Regions from separate parts of the Homo sapiens genome. Here all the other regions are linked to region 2. The links are chromatin loops, found by intact Hi-C in ENCODE. Cell type or tissue: PC-9. All regions are shown on one strand. Region 1 overlaps SYNJ2 (synaptojanin 2). Region 2 has its middle 60 kb from the start of SNX9. Region 3 overlaps DYNLT1 (dynein light chain Tctex-type 1).

Region 1 (2,500 bases), 280 kb before region 2:
CACAGCATCCTTGACGACCAGAAACAACAAAGTGGTGTCTGTGTTTTCTACACACACGCACGCATGCATATGCACACACGTGTGCACACTTTGATAGCTCAGCTCAACACAACAGGGCTGAGGAAAAAGACTGGAAACTATGCCATGAAACGAACGTGTTAAAAGAAATCTTCCCCAGCTATTGAAGGGAAGGGCAGGGCGGACAACATCACAAGGGGACATTTAAGTTTTTTCATGACCTACCTGAAGCCCTGGCTGTTCCCAGAACAGCGGAACGGAGCCTCTGATCTGGACAAAAGATGACACTCCATCGTCCATGTAAATCATCTGCGGCACAAGGAAACAGAAAGGGAAAGGTATTCTTCAATGAAACCGAACGTCCTGGGCTGGGTAACGGGATCCGGCCACCTGTGACCCGACACCAGCCAGAATGAAGGGCGGACGGTGGACTCCGGCGTCCTCTGCTCCCCCATCCGGCAATGCGCCCTGACCTCTCGCCAGGTACTGGGCGGGCATGCTGGCTGTCGACCAGCCTCTGAGGAGGGGGTCTGCTGGGGGTTGGGGCCTCCCAGGGTCTCCGGGAATTCACACTTCTAGGGCACAACCTTATCGTCACCCTGAAAATCCCAGGAACAGCCTTCCGCCACCCCCTGTATGAATAGAAGTCAGTGTGCTCTGGAATGTAACCTTCCTTAGAGCCCTCTATTTTTGCCTTGGCAAATAGCTAAGCAGAAGAGAGCTATGAGAAAAGGACTGAATGAAATAAAATGCACCAGTGATAGCCAAAAGACCTCACTGACTGTGCTAGCCAGTCTCGTACTTGACAATGCAAGACTCAACCTGATCTTGTACTTGGTCCTGGCCCTGCCCCACTGTGTTCTTAAACACACCACTCAGTTAACACACACAACACGGTTTCCACAAGCTTCCAGTGTGACAGCACCTGCAGAGAAACAAATGATCCGTACACTTTAAGACATCTATCTCCTCCCCACCCACACGTACAGCTATTTCAGAGTGTGCCTGCAGGCCTCCAATGACGCTGGAGTGCAAGGGAGTTTTAAAAGGACAAGAAGTACGATCCTGAGCGCCAGCAGGGGCAGGCGGCGACACTTATCAGATGCGGGGCCTTTATCTGCGCAACTCTAGCCTGGCCTGGCAGGGCGGCCTGGGCGCTGCTGTGGTCCTTTCCGTTCCTCACCGGCCTGCTCCCTTACAGGGCAGCTTCCCATGCAGGCGAGATCACGCTCAGATCACACAGGAATGAGTCATTCTGCAGTGGAGGACCTGAAAATTAGAGCCACTGTTTCCCTGGGCCACAGGAATTACAGGAGCCTGGTATCTACATTGTCAAACTGGAATACTATCCCTTAATCTCCAAAGGAAAAAAGCATGTGTTAAGAACATGCTGTCTGTTTCCAGGTATTGAGTACCAGCAAAGCTGTTGAACTCCATTCTTCTACTGACAAAACAGAATAAAATAGCAGGTTGCTTGAACGGCTACAGACATAGTTGGCTACCGTGAAATTAGGTACATACAACTGACCGGCGTGTGTGCCCTGCATAGGCCCAGGTTCCTGGAAAAGAAACCAACATTTGTATATAAAGACAATGTTTAACAATATCCAGGCTGGGCGCAGTGACTCACGCCTACGGTCCCACCACTTTGGGAGGCCAAGGTGGGAGGCGGGCTTGAGCCCAAAAGTTCGAGACCAGCCTGGGTAATAAAGTGAGACCCCCATCTCTACCAAAACAATTTTTAAAAAGTTAGCCGGGTATGGTGGCGTATGCCTGTAGTCCCAGCTATTCGGGAGGCTGAGGCAAGAAGATCACCTGAGCCCAGGAGGATGAGGCTGCAGTGAGCTATGATTGCACCACGACACTCCAGCTGGGGCAACAGAGTGAAATCCAAAAAACACCAAACAACAACAAAAACCAATGCCCACGATCTATTTAGGCTGAGGAATGTCTCCCTTCACTCTGACTGCCCCAAGTGCTAACAATGCCACTTCCAGCATCACATCAGGCTCCTCCCAAGCTGAGACTTGCCCAGAACCAGCTTCTGAAAACACTGAGGGCTGTCAGTGCTCTGTATGCCCCTCCCTGCCCACACTGGAGCAAGAAGAAAGGAGCTCCAAAGTTCTCCACCCCGTCCTCCACAGGGGAAGTAGGTGACATCTGCACCCCGTCCTATCATCAAGACTGTCTTCTTTGTTCCCAAGGCAGTAGGCATAACTTGACCATCAAATGCAAGTGATACATTTCCATTCTGGGCGAACAACTTTTAATACCAGTGGAAGAAGTGATGTCTCACCTCACAGATGTCATTTTGACAGAGGGCTCTTGGGGTGGGGAGGCAGGACAGAGAGTGGAAGCAGGAGAGAAAGTGGGCTCTGGTATTAGCACAAGCTGGGTCCGACTGCCACTTTGCAAACCCCCATTTGCCCAGCAGGGTGGCCCTGGGCACATTACTTAGCCATCTTCAGCCTCAGTTTCCCTC
Region 2 (2,500 bases):
TAAAAAGCAACCTGGATATAGTGTGTCAGTTTTCAGAAAGGGACCAAGATGAGATTAATGAACCTTGACACCTGCTTTGCTCTCTTCCACTGCCGTAGAAATCCTCTCTGCTGAGAGTCTGGCATACTTCATAGATACAGTATTTGGAGAAGCAGCAAGGCTGGATGGTTTGTGTAACACACTGGAAACGTCATGAGGCTGATTCTAGATTTGCCAGTCATCAACTGGGGGCACTTGGCCACGTTTTCTAACTCACAAAGGTTTTCCAGGATAACATTTCATGCTACCTCCCCTTGGTGTTTTGAGGAATCGTCAATAGGACAGACAGGCAAGCACATGAGAAACATAAGCTGCTAGTTGGCACAGGTGTGTTGGGCTGCTGGAATCAGGCAGGTGTATGGAGCCGGGTGACTCATGGAGGAGGAGGGGTTCCACCTGGAAGGGACACTCCCTGGTCTCTCTCCACATAGCTAATGTGAGTCACCACATTCCTGGCTCCCTGCCTGACTTGCTTCCGGGTCAACCACGGAACCCCAGGGCCACCTGGGGTTGGGCCTGCTCCAGCTGTTCCCTTCGGAGCCTTGCCCTGCTTGCTTTGCACTTGTTAGAAGAGGGAGCAGGTACTTCCCCGCAGGGACCTGTGTCTGCCTTCAGCTGTCTAAATTCCATGGAGAAGGCCTGGAGATCCATGGGGAAAACTCCTTTCATTCTGGGATGGTCTGGCCTGGAAGCCCGGAGCAGCTTCCTCAACCCCGCCGCCCTCCCCTTTTCCCTGCCTTGTACCCAAGGAGCCCCAGCCCCTACTCCACATCACAGAGGGCAGAGGTGGAGCCCACCTGGGACGGTGGCCACCTATACCCTCATCACCAGGCCTACATCAGCACCCTCTGGGCGTGACTTCCCTCACTTTCTAGGTAATGAAGAAAAAGATCGTGTTTTACATTGAGACGTATAATCTGTGTAGCTTGGAAGAGGAGAATATGCAACCCCCAAATATGCATAAGGATTGTTGAGCTGAAGGCCATTAAAAAGCAGATGCAGGAGAGCTCTCTGCCCTCGCTCTATTTGCCTAAAGCGGGGCACAAAGACAAAAGGTGTCCTGTCCCCCTTCCACCAGGGAGAACAAAGGTTAACCACGGAAGACAATTTCAAACCCTGTCAGCCTGGAGATGGTACTGGAGGAACCCACATGGGCAAGCCTCACCGAGCAGCCTTCCTCTGCCAGTTGTTTGCTTCTCCCCAAGTTGCTGCCCCCTAGAGACTCGAAATCCTTTTCTGCTTTTATTTTTAAAATATTTTAAAAAATACTTCCCCCAACCCCCACTGCATCCTCCCTAGCCACAGCGGGCTCCGGGACACTCTTCAGAGTCCTTTTCCTTTTCCTTTTCCTTGTCACTTCTCTAAATATTAGCTGTTCTTTGTTGAAGATACTGTCTAAGCTGGAATTCAAAGGCATCTCTCCCTGGTATCTTCCATGTGCATATTAAATACACATGATACTAAACTTCTGTTTGTTCCATGTGCATATTAAATATACATGATACTAAACTTCTTTTTGTTTTTCTCCTGTTAACCTGTCTTTTGTTACAGGGGTACATTCCAACTAAGAATTTATGAGAGCCGAAGAAAAAATTATCTTTCCTCCCCTACAGCAATGAACCAGAAATAGGCCACAGGGCCATCTGCTTTGGAAGCTTTGGTGGGATTCATAGGCTTTCTACCACCTTCCTTCATAGAAGGAACTGCACGCTTGAAAACTGCAACGAACCCAGTGAAAAGAGAAGAGGCTTCTGGCTACAATCAGATCTGCCAGTTGGCAGGTGATGGTGGGGGCACTGCCCCCAGAGCGGCTTCTAGACCTACTCTGCCCCTCCCGGCCCCACAGGGCACCCTGAGCTTGTACTCTGCCCCTCCCGGCCCCACAGGGCACCCTGAGCTTGTGAGAGGCACGGCCCCACCTGTGACCTCTCCCATCTTCTGGCCGTGCTCCCTGCGGTGCGCCCCACTCCAGAGAGCTCCAGCCCGGCTCCCTTCCTGCTGCGACGTTCATCCAGTTTCTCAAGTTCCAATTTTCATTCTGATGCCCTCGAACTTTTCTCAGCACAACATATCTGCAGTGAAAATGGAAATTCCAGACCTAAATCTATATTGAACCTCCCCAGATGTGCTGGCCCTGGGCTCTCCTTCCCCCTTCTTGAATCCTGAGGAACTGAAGCTGTCTTAAGAGCTCACGTGTGCGTCATCCCTTCCTGCACCTGCTTCCACGGGCCCTTGGCGGTAGCCTGGGAACAGCTGGTCAGGTACTATTAGCCCCATTCTACCAATGGAGAAACCGAGGCTCAGAACAGCTCAGTGGGATGCGGCTTCTGAGGTCACACGGTTCACGTGCACCAGAACTTGCTTCTAGGCCGCCTTTCCATATCCTGTGCTTTTTCAAAAGCCCCCTTTTAATGCTTACAACCCCTTTTTGCTGTGCAGGGTACAATGCTAGACTAGCAGG
Region 3 (2,500 bases), 880 kb before region 2:
CCGTCTCAAAAACCAAAAAAAAAGAAAAAAATTTCGTTTAAGGAGGAATGTTTTCAGGGAAAATAAAACTAAAACTTAAGGACTGATTCTAGAGTTTCAGTTTTGATCTGATTTCCTAACTAGCACACACTTCCTGTGACAGTGGCATAATCAGTGTTTGAATGCTGATGGCAACCAAGTGAATAATGACGAGAAGAGCTGGTTCAGGAGCAGTTGGCAAAGAAAAAAGCCTTTCCCCTTAAACTGTTACTAATATAATATTGGAAAATGTCTTGTATTACAGTAATATCGAGTAAAACTTCTAAAAAAGAAATCGCTTTGTAAAGGAAAGCGCTTAATACTGCAGTCCGATTCTGACTCCCACAAATAAGGTGGCTAAGTGGCTTCATTATTCGAGATCTCAATCGCATATGTGTAAAATGAAGGGGCTGGACAGAGTGATGAGTGTTCTACCTGGGATGGAGGCCCTGGGAGGTGGAGACCATGGCTGTCTTGTAGTAGGCATGTCTTAGGTATTTACTGAATGGCCCGTTCTGGTCCTCCCACCAGCCTCTTAGCAGCCTTTTCTGCATCTCTTCTAACTTCGTGTAGATGCCTGGGCCTTTGTAACTATTCTCTCAACTCACCATTCATCTTTCTTGGAGACGTTAAAACTATCCACTGGATTCAATACAACTCTGCTTTCCACTAAAAATTCTTTAAAATGTCCCTCAACCTTTTTCGTACTGTAACCATATGGGAGGTGATACAGTGCCTTTCCTTTGTGATTAAGGTCACGGTAGTCACTTGGAAGGATCCTTTAAGCTTCCAGAAATGACTTAATCTCTAAGATATTGCAAATTGTTCTTCACTCAGTGAGTTGGTTTTGTTTCCAAGTCCGACTTCTGAGTACAGCAAGTGAGGTGGCTTCGGGCAGTCAGCTCCTGAACCCCCTAAAAAGAAAGGGCAGGGCCTGCAGTGGACAGCAGCCAGACAGGGAGGAAGACTCACTGCCAAGTCAGGGTTCTCTGCCTTGATTCCCTCAGGATGCACGTTGACTGAGGGCCCCAGGGGTTGCCCTCTCGAAGGCGTGTCCAGAGCTACGTACCTTTCCTGGGACTCAGCAGTAACTTTAAACGCTTGTGCTCATGTGAAGAGCACATTGGCAGGCAAGTGCCTGACTAATGTTATTTTCAGGATGACCTTTTACCCATTCAGATCTACCATGTGTAAAAGGAAAACTATACTCCTGGCACTAGATTCCTGCAGGCAGCCCACCTCCTGAGTCATCCAGACACTGACAGAGAACAGCCATGCTGGCAGCTGGTGGTTAGTCCTGGAGTCGGAGGGCAGCACTGGGAAAGAAAAATAATTACCTGGAGATAATGTAATCATCGTACATTTTACAAGTAATGGTGCTTTAAAAAAATCTCCTCAAGGTCAAACTGATCCTCCTAATCAGTTTACATCATGGAAGAGAGAATTACATCTTAAATGGATTACTTCAGCAGCTTCAGTTAATTTATACAAAAATCAACCAACTCATTAAGCCTCTCTATTGGTTAATGATTCTAGCAGCCAGTTGAAATGGAAGAAGAGAATGAATTCTAGTTTAAAGTGAAGTCTTAGATTGTGGCATGATTAAAACAAAACAGGGCCAGGTGTGGTGGCTTACGCCTGTAATCCCAGCATTTTGGGAGGCTGAGGCGGGAGGATCACCTGAGGTCAGGAGTTCGAGACCAGCCTGGCCAACATGATGAAACCCCATCTCTACTAAAAATACGAAAATTAGCCGGGTGTGGTGGAGGGCACCTGTAATCCCAGCTACTTGGGAGGCTGAGGCAGGAGAATCACTTGAACCTGGGAGGCAGAGATTGCAGTGAGCTGAGATTGCGCCACTGCATTCCAGCCTGGGCTACAGAGCGACACTCCGTCTCAAAAATAAATAAATAAAAATAAAACAATACCTTTAAATTATGTGCATGTATTCTAGTCTTCTGGTTTCTGAAGACTGTAATGCCATCCTTGGTAAAGCTGAACAGTCTAGTTAGATTATTTCTAAGGTCTTCATTTCTACATTATGTTCATTACCTACATTTGCATTTATCAATGTAGTGGAAATATCTTTTAAATAAATCAAACTTAACTGAATGTTCTTCCTTACAGACTGCTTTTGTTGTTGATGAAGTGAGCAACATTGTAAAAGAGGTAAGAGGAGAAATGCTCACTTCTTAAATGTTTAATGGCTTATATTAGAGAAAATAATGTGTTTTAAATACTATCTTGGAATTGTTTCGACTGAGTCTGTGTGTTTTGGTGTTTCAAATAACAGTTTTTACTTCAGTAAATAGCTAGATAAGAGTTGCTTCTATATTATGTAAATTACATATTTTAAATCAGATAAGGAGTTTTATGTACATAGCATTATTACTGCATATCACCAAGATTTGATTCTATAATCTTTTAAGCATAAAAGAATCCTGGTATACAAATAAATGTCTCCAGGGTTGAATGAAGAAAG

The links. A loop is a pair of places that touch in the nucleus more often than their neighbours do. Peaks named below come from ENCODE experiments on the same cell type or tissue, not always from the same donor. Only the 100,000 strongest peaks of a DNase experiment are listed, where the experiment ranks them.
Region 1: it touches region 2 in a loop (23-fold over the local background); 5 of 110 quality-filtered maps call a loop at or near these places.
Region 3: a loop joins it to region 2, with 6 times the contacts of the local background. A loop is called at or near these places in 5 of 110 quality-filtered maps.

Annotation. Positions count from the first base shown.
Region 1 is chr6:158,041,143-158,043,642 of GRCh38, reverse strand. SYNJ2 (synaptojanin 2) reads right to left here. Exons shown (of 27, transcript NM_003898.4): 5 at 244-327. Among named protein-coding and RNA genes, the nearest start is that of SYNJ2-IT1, 41 kb to the right of the region's middle. RefSeq lists an enhancer at 2,173-2,500. In PC-9, no CTCF peak of the experiment used is centred here; a DNase peak (open chromatin) is centred at 1,252; H3K4me3 peaks cover 12 bases; H3K27ac peaks cover 1,786 bases.
Region 2 is chr6:157,761,527-157,764,026 of GRCh38, reverse strand. No RefSeq gene overlaps it. Among named protein-coding and RNA genes, the nearest start is that of SNX9, 60 kb to the left of the region's middle. RefSeq lists a silencer at 1-75 and enhancers at 366-435, 8-1,207, 709-1,636. In PC-9, a CTCF peak has its summit at 1,233 (motif pointing left); a DNase peak (open chromatin) is centred at 416; H3K27ac peaks cover 1,406 bases.
Region 3 is chr6:158,641,006-158,643,505 of GRCh38, reverse strand. It overlaps DYNLT1 (dynein light chain Tctex-type 1), which reads left to right. Exons shown (of 5, transcript NM_006519.4): 2 at 2,146-2,187. Among named protein-coding and RNA genes, the nearest start is that of DYNLT1, 2.5 kb to the left of the region's middle. In PC-9, no CTCF peak of the experiment used is centred here; a DNase peak (open chromatin) is centred at 1,125; H3K4me3 peaks cover 1,841 bases; H3K27ac peaks cover 2,318 bases.